3 separate regions of the Homo sapiens genome follow, and regions 1 and 3 are each linked to region 2. Evidence: chromatin contacts called from ENCODE Hi-C or POLR2A ChIA-PET data. All regions are on one chromosome and are shown on one strand. The core of a region is the stretch at or near the end of the contact, and the rest is flanking DNA. Distances in the headings are between cores, read along the strand shown.

Region 1 (3,438 bases), core at 303-2,802, 69 kb before region 2:
TTTCTGTCTAGGAACTAGTTTTTTTCAAATTTAGGATGGAATAAACAGTGATTTTCCTGCACACTGTTTGTCTTACGTCATTCCTCTGATGCCTTCCAAGAGCCCTGGTCAAACCTCTTCCCAAGAGAGGGGTTTCTAATCAGCCCCAGGCTCCTTTGCCAGCTCTTCCAGGTAACAATCCATTTCCCTTCATCCTTCACCTGATTAACTGCCCCCATCTGCTGTGGATTCCTGTTCTTAGTCATGCGTCTCTCCCCAATGCTGCCCTCTGGGCAGTGGATTTCAGATTTCCTTGTACCGGGCAACATATGTTCTTCAACTCTGGAGCCTCATGTCAGACACGGCCACTGCCAAGACGCTTGACATGGCCTGCTCCAAACTTCTTCTTTGCTAATTCAGCCTAGAGAGACAGCGTGCCAGCATGGAGAATAACACCGTTAACATGTGTTTACGGGCATTAAAGCGCAGCTCTACACTGTTATAAACCCCTGGCATATTTGACCTGGAAGGAAAAAAAAAAAAAAAGATCTCCGTAGTGCAGTACTTGGCTTTTTCAGCAGATTGTGAGTTCACTTAGACGACTGGAAAAGACAAAGGGATGAGAGAAAGGGAGAGCAAGAGCAAGGGGAGAGAGAAATAGGAGAGAGGGGGCAAGAGAGAATATACATCTCTATTTGTACCATTTAGCAACAGAGAAAGAAATGCAGAAACCACCTCTCAAGTCAGGAGAATGCTCCAACCAGCCAGGGTGTTATAAATTAGAGCCTGTCAGTATTACAATGTATATTAATAGTCACACCTCTTTTTAATGAGTTTGGCATTGGCAGCTGAGAGGAAATACAAGTCATCATGGCTCTGCTCATGCAAACCCCGACAAAGGAATCCGTAATAAATCTTCCTAGAACAGCACTCACCATAAATATGTATCACATAAGGCATCTGTTTTACATTCTGCATATAAATCAGCATAGCGCTGAATAGCAATGAATCAGCTTCTCAATGCCTGATTTGATAACAAATCGACTTGGATCTTAGGAGAGAGAATTTACAGCCCTCACCCTCAAGACAGATAGTCAATACTTAAGATGAGTGCCAAGTTAACTTTTCTTCAGCAACCAAGTTTACAGAATGAGAGTCCTGAGGCTGGGGTGGGAGCCCAGCGGGTGGGGCTGGACAGTTCCTGGGGGAGGGAAAGCAGTCACTCTTCCCAGGGAGAGGAGCTTTGAGGTTTGCAGCTCTGGATTTGAAGGATGTCGTGTGGCATATCTCTGCATTCTGCATCTGACCTCCTCTCCGCTTTGTCCCCTTTCTTGGATCTCCCACAGGTACAGTTTCCGCAGGCTGTAATGATGATGGAGTCATCTTGGTGGTGTCATTTGGGGCGGGGATGGGGAGAACCCAAGGTGCCCCCCCAGGCCGGGTAGGGCTTTCTCTCTGCAGCCTCTTCACCTGTCCCAACTTGGCTGGGGTGACTCCCACGACTAAGGGAGGAAGCAAAGCTCTGACCCCTTTCTTTACAGACCGTTGATAATAACTTCCTGTAAAGACCTTTTATTCCAGGCTACAAAATGAGTGAACAGTATTTATGGCATTTTTCCAGTATCAGAGTGTTGATGGGATCAGGTCACAGAGGGAAACTTGAATGGCTCTTTATTGTCAGAGCACTGCCTGATACAGACATGGCCAGCCACACAGAGATATGAAATGCTTAAAGACTGCACAGGCAGAACAGCCCCTCTAAAGTCTCTGCCAAGATAAAGGCAGCTGTTCCGGCTCACTTAGGTTGGCGGAGCAGAGAGCAGGTACCAGTTGGGCAACTGGGTGTAACCTGGGGAGAGCAGATGTTTTTTTGCAAAATTCTGAAGGCAACACTTTATTTGCTCCTGGTTTTTTGTTTTTGTTTTTTTTTCACTTCAGCTATGGGTCATCATTCCTTTTTCTTTGCAAACATCCATCTCATTTGTAGTAGGAAGCAGCCACTTACCATATTGTGAGCTATGAGTCTTCTTAAACACTGTCTATCTCCTAAGGCCAAGCAGTTGTGATCTCTTTTTATAGGCTCAGCTGCTGTGGCCTTTCCAAATAAATGCCTGTTTGGTGACCCATGTCTCAACCCCAAAGTGAGAAATGTATTTCAAAATTGCTTCAAATACTGCCTATATTCAATGCTTTTGGATCTAACTAGATTAATTATAAAAAGCCCTCTTCCGTTGGGTTTGGATAGATAACTAGAAAAATGGAGTCTGAGCTTTCCCAAAATCCTCTCCGATTTAAACTAATCACAAATCTACTACAGCCACTATATTTTTATCCCTCACTTTAGAAGATATGCAGGTATGATTGTTCATTGAAGAGGCTGTTGTGTTTACAGGCCTCTTAAAATTCTGGTTTTATTGTTCAAAATCTCCAACGTACCCGAAAAACAATTATAATAAAAATTGCCCGAAGTATAATCTATTTCAAGTATCAACTCACTTAACTATTTTTCTTGTCATGGAACAATTTGGATATATGCAAATACTAGAACTAGGGGTGTTTTTTTCCCCTCTAAAAGACATTTTGCAGTGTCTGGAAACGTATAAAGTTATTTTTACATCTCACAATTTGGTGGTGGTGTTGGGGGGTGCCACTGGCACCTGAGAAACACCAGATGCTCTTAAATACCCTACAATGCACAGATGGTACCTCCATTCCCATCCCCAGCTCTGCCCTCATGCAACGAAGAATGATCTGGCCCAAAATGTCAATAGTGCCAAGGTTGAGAAACTCTGTGCTGGAAGAGATTGCCCCAAACTGGATTCTAAAAGAACTTGAGTTGGCGTCCCAGATCTGTGGATTCTGTGACCTTGAGTAAGTTACTTATCTCTCTGATCTCTTCTGAAGTGAAAAGTGATCAAACTGTCTGGGTGTGAGAAGAATATAAAAGGATATATGTAAAATATCTGGCCAGAAATAAGTTCAATCATTACTTTTCTCCCTTCTTTTCCCTAACAAAGTGTAGTAAAAGGCTCTGCCTCAAAGTGAGTTCTGAGAGAAAGGAGTTTTGAAGTACTCATATTTTTCACTGATTTGGTAATATCTCAAGATTTTATTACTTGCCTGTTTAAAAAAAAAAAAAAAAAAAAAATATATATATATATATATATATATATATATATATATATATATATGCGCCAGGTAGAGTTTGGTGAACTGAACTGAAGTTGTCTTTTTGGTTTGAGAGACTGCAGAAAGGATTTTAGTCTTCATTTAAAATTTTCTATAGTGGTTCCAATGGCATTGTTAATTTTGGGTGAGAAAAGCAGAAAAACTCTAGGTTTGGCAAGCAGACAGACCTGGATGCAAATTGTGTGTCTCTCCTTCTTGACTTTGTGACCTTGGGCACAAGGTATTCTTTCCAAGATTCAGATTTCCTCATTGGTAAAATGGGCATCATGA
Region 2 (3,338 bases), core at 704-3,203:
ATGTTACAACATGAAACAACATGTTTTACAGTACTCAGAATGGTCAGATAAATAAAACAGCTCCAAGTTCAGAGCTTTGTGGGGGGAAATGTATTTTGTAACATTTCATTTAGAGCAGAAAAATTTCCCCACTGACAAGGGAACATTTGACCCTAACATAATGTTAAGTTCTACCCACAGCTGTTTGAGGTAATGGGCAATAGAAGACTCTGGGCTGCCTTTAATGATGTTGGCTATAAGATTACAATCATTTCCCATTCAGAGGGACAGTTTTGGACATTTTGGTCCGAGTTGAAAGTATGGAGGAGAATTTATAAAAAGCTACCTCTGCACATACCTCCAAGGAGAGAGAGTAGGAATGAAAACACTGCTCATTTCTAGGCCATATTCAGCATAAATGCCAGAAAGATCATGTTAGTTTATTTGGGAACTGTCTTTGGGGGCAGATTTGATGTGTTGATCACAGCCAGGTGACTTCTGAAATCATCATTCATGCTTTGGGGGGGATGTTGGACAGAGGAGGCAGAAAGGGAAAACAACTCCCAGAGCCAAAGTTTTGCATAAGATGGTAACAATTGTCAGTTTCCACCTGGCAATAAAACTCCCCAGCAAGCCCTTCTGCTAATACACGCTATATGGCAGTAACCGTCTTTCTTTCTCCTATGGAGAGTTGTAAAGTCATAAAGTAGATGAGTATTACTGATTTTAACCTGACATATTTCCCTGTTCCTTGAATTTGCACCTTAAAAAAAGTGTAGCCTTGACACATTAGTATTGAACACTCTTGCCCTCTTGTTGAGTACGCAGTAGCTTAAAAAAAATACTCATTTTCTTCATTCCATGCCCCTACTCCTTCCATTTTTCTTTAAAAATTGCCTGTAGTCACCACAGCTTTGTTATGGAGGGGAAAAAGTAACTTGAGCTATACCATTTGTAGAGCACTTTGGCGTTTACTCTTTAGTGTATATTCTCTTTCTTAAATTTAAAAACATATTAAAAGGGAGGTGTTTAGCTCCCATTTGGCAGATGGGACAACTGAGGCTGAGCTTGACATAGCGCGTTTTCCCAAATTCTGCAGCAGTAAGTAGCAGTAGAGCGCAAACTAATGTCCACGTGTAACTGGCATCAATACCCAAATAAAGTGCCTTTATTTATTATAGCACCTGACAATTACATAGCAACTTCAATTTTTCGGAAGTGCTTTTCTTTTTTTCCCTACATCATTTTCTTTAAAAAATAAGTTCAGTAGAACCCAGCCACATTTTAAAGTTGCCCAGAATTCAGAAGCACAGAGAAGTGATTAAACTTATTAACAAAGATACAGTCAACTAATATGAACGTGATATTCCTTTTAGATATCTATGAACACGTGTTCTCTTAATGATTATATGCCATATCTCTCCATGTATTATCTCAAGGAAGAAAATAAACATGGATTTTCATGAATGTAATTAATGTGTTCCGAGACAACACTTCACGTTTTACTGAATTCCCTATGTACTCAGTTCTAAGGTCATCTCTCCAGAAGACAAAATAGCCCTTTTTGTTAAGTTGTCTGGAGGTTTGGTTTGTTTGTTTATTTGTGTGTTTGGGGGCGGGGGGTACATCAGTTTCTCTAGAAAGCTGGCTCCTGCGTTCTCAGGGGTTATAAAAATGGGAATCATTTTTATTGGCAATCCACTGGAATAGTGCTGAGACAAATGGAAACTTGAAGATAAGGATCCTCTGAGGTGAGAACATACAGCTGTTGGGAATTGCTAGAGAATCTGACCAATAAAGGAAGTCACTATTTTTCCAGGCCTGAAGTGAGTTATAGGGCGAGACGGGTGTTGTATATTTATGTAAGGCAGCAGCAGGGAGTTTAAGCGGCTGTATATTGCTGAAAGAGCATCATTCACATTCAGGCAGAGACAAAAGGTGGAAATGAAGTAACATCCTGGCTGAAGAAGGCCTCACGACAGAATAATAACATTTCAGAGAGGGGGGCCGTGTGCGAGGCTGTGGGTAGGCCTCAAAATGAGGAAATGATCAAGATGCCTTGTCAGGCCTTCAGAAAACAGTTACACACACACACACACACACGCTCACACACACACACACACACACACAGGCACTCAGGATTAAGGCCTGGCCAAGCGTCCTTGGGAAGGAAAGTCATTTATCTTTCACAGAAACGCGTACACAATTACCCGCAACCTTCATCAGTACAGTCAGCAAGATAGGTTAGCCAAAACTACTAGAAAAAATATATATCAATACACATATTACAGTTACACTTCCATTTGGTATTTATTATTATCATGTACTCTAGCCTCACTGCATCAGTGTGGATACTAATTCAGGACAATATTTGAAGGACTAAAGTGGTTCTGGCTGCTCAAAAGACTCAAAGGAAGGGGGTAGGCTGGGGGGAAGAGACTGTCTTATCTCCTGTGTTTATTTATTGTGTCCTTTTGTTTAGAGGAAGTAGCGAGAAGAAAGGGGTCATGAAATTACACGCCTCTAATGACAAATGGTGAGAGGAGAGACAATCCACTTCAGAAAAATGATCAAAAGAGGAGGAAAGAAAGAATTTTAACATTCAAAAAATATATGTAGCTAGTCCGTGAGGCTCTTCTAAAACGCTGCACTTCTGTTTGGTAGAAATAGTTTAGGGTGCACCCAAATGCTAATGAAGATGTTATCAAATTTTTAAATGGTAGATTGCGTTGAATATTTCAGAAACTTTAGTCATTTAGAAAAAGCCTAATGTAGATAGAGTAAGAATCTTCTGTCACACAGGAAGCTCTTAGTTAATACTAAATTAGGGTGGTTATTAAAACACAGGATGGCACAGAACTGGGATGAAAATAGATATATTTTATCCTTAAAGTTTATTTGTCTTTGAAAGCAATATGACAATTATGAAAATTTTAAGTAAAATTAAAAGACGTCTTTGAAAATGTTTGTGGGCCGTGGACTAGATTTGTGAATTTTCTGTATTAGGACCAAGTACGATGAGATGTCAGAGTGAATTTATACTAGACAAACCATTCACTTACAACCTCATGAGTATCTTGCTTAAGTTTTTAGGGAATAGTAGAATCACAAAACGAATACACTTGTTTCTCTGTTTTTCATTTATTTTTTCTTCTGCAGCTACACAGCTAAATATTAAACAACTACGAAAAAACAAAGCAAAAAAGAATGCTGAGCTGAAATCATTTAATTTCCTTCATTGACCCTTCCTTAACATTGTGACAACTCAATGTTTCAGTCACACCAGAGGGGTTTACACATTCAACTCCAACATTATCAGAACATGGTATTTAGGAGGCTTTTCAATAGCCAAAGGCTAG
Region 3 (3,555 bases), core at 309-2,808, 110 kb before region 2:
ACCCAAACGAGCAAAGTGCTAAGGTATTGGAGATGATTACTTATTTTACATCATCAGAAATGAAGTCTAAGGAGAAAAGGTGCCACATTTTTGCCTGCTTTTTTCTTTCCTAGGGCTATCTATACCCTTGACAAATTTGATGTTCAGAATTTTTGCCCTTTAGAAGTTTTTAGTAGAGTAATTTGAAAGACAGGTGCTCATTTAAGTGAAAACAAAATTATATATATATACATACATATCGCCATATTTTTCTCTCAAAAAGTTAAAAATGACTTGTGGATTTTGCTTAAACATTTAAAAATTCATTTTTTCAATGATCAAGAATTACCAAAATGATTGATATTTGTGTTGTTATTGTTTCTAAATATAATAGTGCTGCTTAAAATGGTCATGATATGCATTTACTTTAGATGACACTTTAGGTGACTTATAAAATGCATAGTTTAGACTGCATAGGCATTCTGAGTTTGCATTAACATAAAAAATGTGCATTCTAATCCCACTTAGGTAACATAGAGAAAAAGTCTACACATCAGGAGAAAACAACTAAAATGGAGATAGGAACTTGTTTTTTGGACACCTTTTGGCACCCACCATCACAGATTTTACAGTCTCAATTTCTCCTGCACAGATCCCACTGACAAAGGGTATTACATTTTGCTGACATCAGTGACCTGGCATCACGGAATTATTCCCTGCTTCGGTTTACAGAGGAATAAACCAGTAATTAATTATATATCAGAACATGAGAATCGACCTGGCAATAATGTACAGGCTAAGAACTCTATTTACATATGTAGGTTATTTAAAATATGTCTTGTTAAATAAATATTTAAAACACTTCCTTATTTAGCTTATACACTGTTTGGACTGAAGCTGCAATCCTCATTGCAGAATGTTCGAAAGAGTAAGAGTGTTGTCAGAGATTTTCATCTCTGCCTGACCTGCAAAATCTCCTCTTTGTGCATGGCAGGGCATACAAAAAATCTCTTTAATGAAAACAACAACATAAACTATCTCTATTGGCACTGACATAAATAATGAAAGTAGAAATTTCATCCTGAGAAAATCACAAAACTTATTTTTAGGTTGAGGGAAGTAGAACAAGAGGCCCAGGCATAAATTAATCACAATCGACATGACCACCTCAGAGAGAGCAGTTAAAAGTAGACAGTAAGGGAAACAAATGATTTCACAGAAAAATGTTCTCCTCGCTGTTGGTCTTTTTCCCCTTGTAAATATCCAGAATTGCTTTTAAAGTGGAAATAAAATAAAATACAGGACTTAAGACTTTTCCGTATCTCTCAAATCAATATACAGCCACAATTTTGAAACAACCATAATAATGAGAATACACAAGACAACTCCAATAATGTGGGAAGACAAACTTTGCAATTCACATCATGGCCACACTAAGACTCAGTTAGGGTCCCAGAAGGTATTCAATGTATTTCTGGGGGCTCAGAAATTAGCTTTTTTTGGGAGGATATCTCTATACCTGCAACTGCCCAGTTTTCTCCAGAGCATGTTTGCTCCCTTCAGAATGGAATCCCGACCATGACGATTTCTGATCCACCAGGGGGAGCAGTTCACCAGCACAAAACAAGCCTTCCCCAAAGGAAGTCGCTGAAGGCGCCTTTTCCTCTCAATTTACACAGCTGACAACGACTCTGATTTTTATCAGTTCTCCTAGATGTGGCACTCATATACCTCATACTGATTTCATATGCCTGACCTCATGCTGGTGGGATATGTGTTGTTCCATCACGGACACATATGCCCATGAGCAGGTTTTTCTGTAGGACTTGACATTCAGTCCTTGTAATTTATAGAAATTCCTTGTTTTATTATAGGAAGTAATTTAGTCTCTGCTTCTTCGCCAGCTTTTATGGACAAAACCGATAGATTTATCAAACTGCTTATTTCATACTTATTCTAGGGCAAGGACATAGTGGAGAAGCTGATCTTTGGGGTGTGTGTAAGGAGGTATGTGTGGGAGAGGTACTCCCCCGCAAGGTCTTGAAGCCAGGCATCTACCACAGCTTGCTGATAGCACCCCTTCTTTCTCCAGCAAGCCTTTTTCCTGCCCTCAGACTAGAGCCCTGGGACTCGGAAGGAAAACAGCTGCCAGAGAAAGGCCAGTGTTGGTGATAAGCTCTTTGTGTGCAAGCTCAGACTTGAGACCAGCCTGTCCAAACAAAACAGCGGTGGACTTCAGGAGAGCTGTGTATGGGTAGAGAACCTCAAGCCTGCTGGTGAAAAAGCCAACCAGAGGACTACACTAGCCCTTGTTTTGCAAATGGCTCCACAATCCACTGAAGGAATTTCCCTAGGGGCGCCAAGTTTTAACTTTGACAGAAGCCAGTCCTTTTGGCCCCTTATCCCAAGTCTCTACCCTGGCACTTCAGCTCACTGCTCTCTGACAGTCCTTACTTCTTAAGGTGTAGACTCTGATCAGCAGCTTTGGCATCAGCTGGGAAATTGTTAGACATGCAGAACCTCAGGCCCCATCCTGGACTTTTGGAGTCAAAATCTGCCTTAAAAAAAAAAAAAAAAACAGGTGACTAAAGTGCATGAAAGTTGAAACTATGCACAAAGACTCTTGTCTCTGAATAGGTCTGCTTCTATTAGGATGCAGAAAAGATGCATAGTTGTGTTCTTCAAATAGAAGTCATAGATGTCAAGATTATTACACGGCCTTATCATATACGTAACCAAACTCTCAAAGCAGCAGGGACAAAGCAGAGAATTTAGTCTTTCAAAGAAAAGACTTGGTTCTGGAACATAGCAGCTTTCTGGCACCTCATTTGTACTTCATAGGTACTGACTCCATTGGGAAGATTAAGTGAGCACCTGACACACAGAAGATTCAGTTGACCCTTCTTTTCCTCTAAAATTGAGTTTTCAATCTATGAAAATCAACCCGGGATTTGGCTATTAACATTTTTTTCTTTAACTTTACTATTTTCTGCCTTTTTTTTTGAAGGTAAGGTTTTGCTCTGTCACTCAAGCTGAAGTGCAGTGATGCAATCATAGCTCACTGCAGCAGCCTCGAATTACGGAGCCCAAACAATTCTTCTATCTCAGCCTCCCAAGTACCTCAAACTAGAGGCACACGCCAATACACACAGCGAATTTACTTTATTTTATTTTTGTAGAGATGGGGGTCTCATTATGTTACCCAGGCTGGTCTTGAACTGCTGGCCTCAAGTGATCTTCTAACTTCAGACTCCCAAAGTACTGGGATTACTGGCATGAGCCGCCTTGGCTACCTTTGCTAATATTTTATTACTTCTGAATAAACCGTGGAGAAAGAAATAAATCTTAAGCCATCCTATATATTTACTCATTAGTTGCTTTGTTTAATGGCTTTGAAGAGGAGAAAGTTGAAAGAGCTAAAATAATCATTTGAGATTTCTGATGAGATTCCAAGACTTACCTTGGACACTGTTTTATCAAGGCTAACTAAAGAAGGGGAATTTATTCTAGAAAAAATAATAAAGAACTATCTCATTAAAAATACCCCCCAAACAGCTAATTTCCAACCACACATCT

What was found. Hi-C counts contacts between places; a loop is a spot of excess contacts on that map. ChIA-PET counts read pairs that join two places held with the same protein, here RNA polymerase II (POLR2A). Pooled maps may share reads with other maps.
Region 1: a pooled map shows a loop between it and region 2 (6-fold over the local background). The contact joins two enhancer-like sites. A Hi-C loop is called at or near these places in 5 of 168 maps with a recorded cell type or tissue (CD4-positive, alpha-beta memory T cell, endothelial cell of umbilical vein, heart left ventricle and 2 more) and 8 of 50 pooled maps. POLR2A ChIA-PET finds 5 or more read pairs at or near these places in 2 of 52 experiments (AG04450 and CD8-positive, alpha-beta T cell).
Region 3: a loop to region 2 is called in a map of endothelial cell of umbilical vein, with 9 times the contacts of the local background. The contact joins two enhancer-like sites. A Hi-C loop is called at or near these places in 1 of 168 maps with a recorded cell type or tissue (endothelial cell of umbilical vein) and 4 of 50 pooled maps. POLR2A ChIA-PET finds 5 or more read pairs at or near these places in 1 of 52 experiments (AG04450).

Annotation. Positions count from the first base shown.
Region 1 is chr15:95,295,224-95,298,661 of GRCh38, forward strand. All of the region lies in intron 1 of LETR1 (lymphatic endothelial transcriptional regulator lncRNA 1), which reads right to left. Among named protein-coding and RNA genes, the nearest start is that of LETR1, 30 kb to the right of the region's middle. Within about 2 kb of position 1,553, at least 2 of the 41 ENCODE cell types and tissues checked have a DNase peak (open chromatin) inside an H3K27ac peak, as active enhancers do; they include endothelial cell of umbilical vein, where a contact is called at or near this core.
Region 2 is chr15:95,363,878-95,367,215 of GRCh38, forward strand. No RefSeq gene overlaps it. Among named protein-coding and RNA genes, the nearest start is that of LETR1, 38 kb to the left of the region's middle. Within about 2 kb of position 1,954, at least 3 of the 41 ENCODE cell types and tissues checked have a DNase peak (open chromatin) inside an H3K27ac peak, as active enhancers do; they include endothelial cell of umbilical vein, where a contact is called at or near this core.
Region 3 is chr15:95,258,038-95,261,592 of GRCh38, forward strand. No RefSeq gene overlaps it. Among named protein-coding and RNA genes, the nearest start is that of LETR1, 67 kb to the right of the region's middle. Within about 2 kb of position 1,559, at least 8 of the 41 ENCODE cell types and tissues checked have a DNase peak (open chromatin) inside an H3K27ac peak, as active enhancers do; they include endothelial cell of umbilical vein, where a contact is called at or near this core.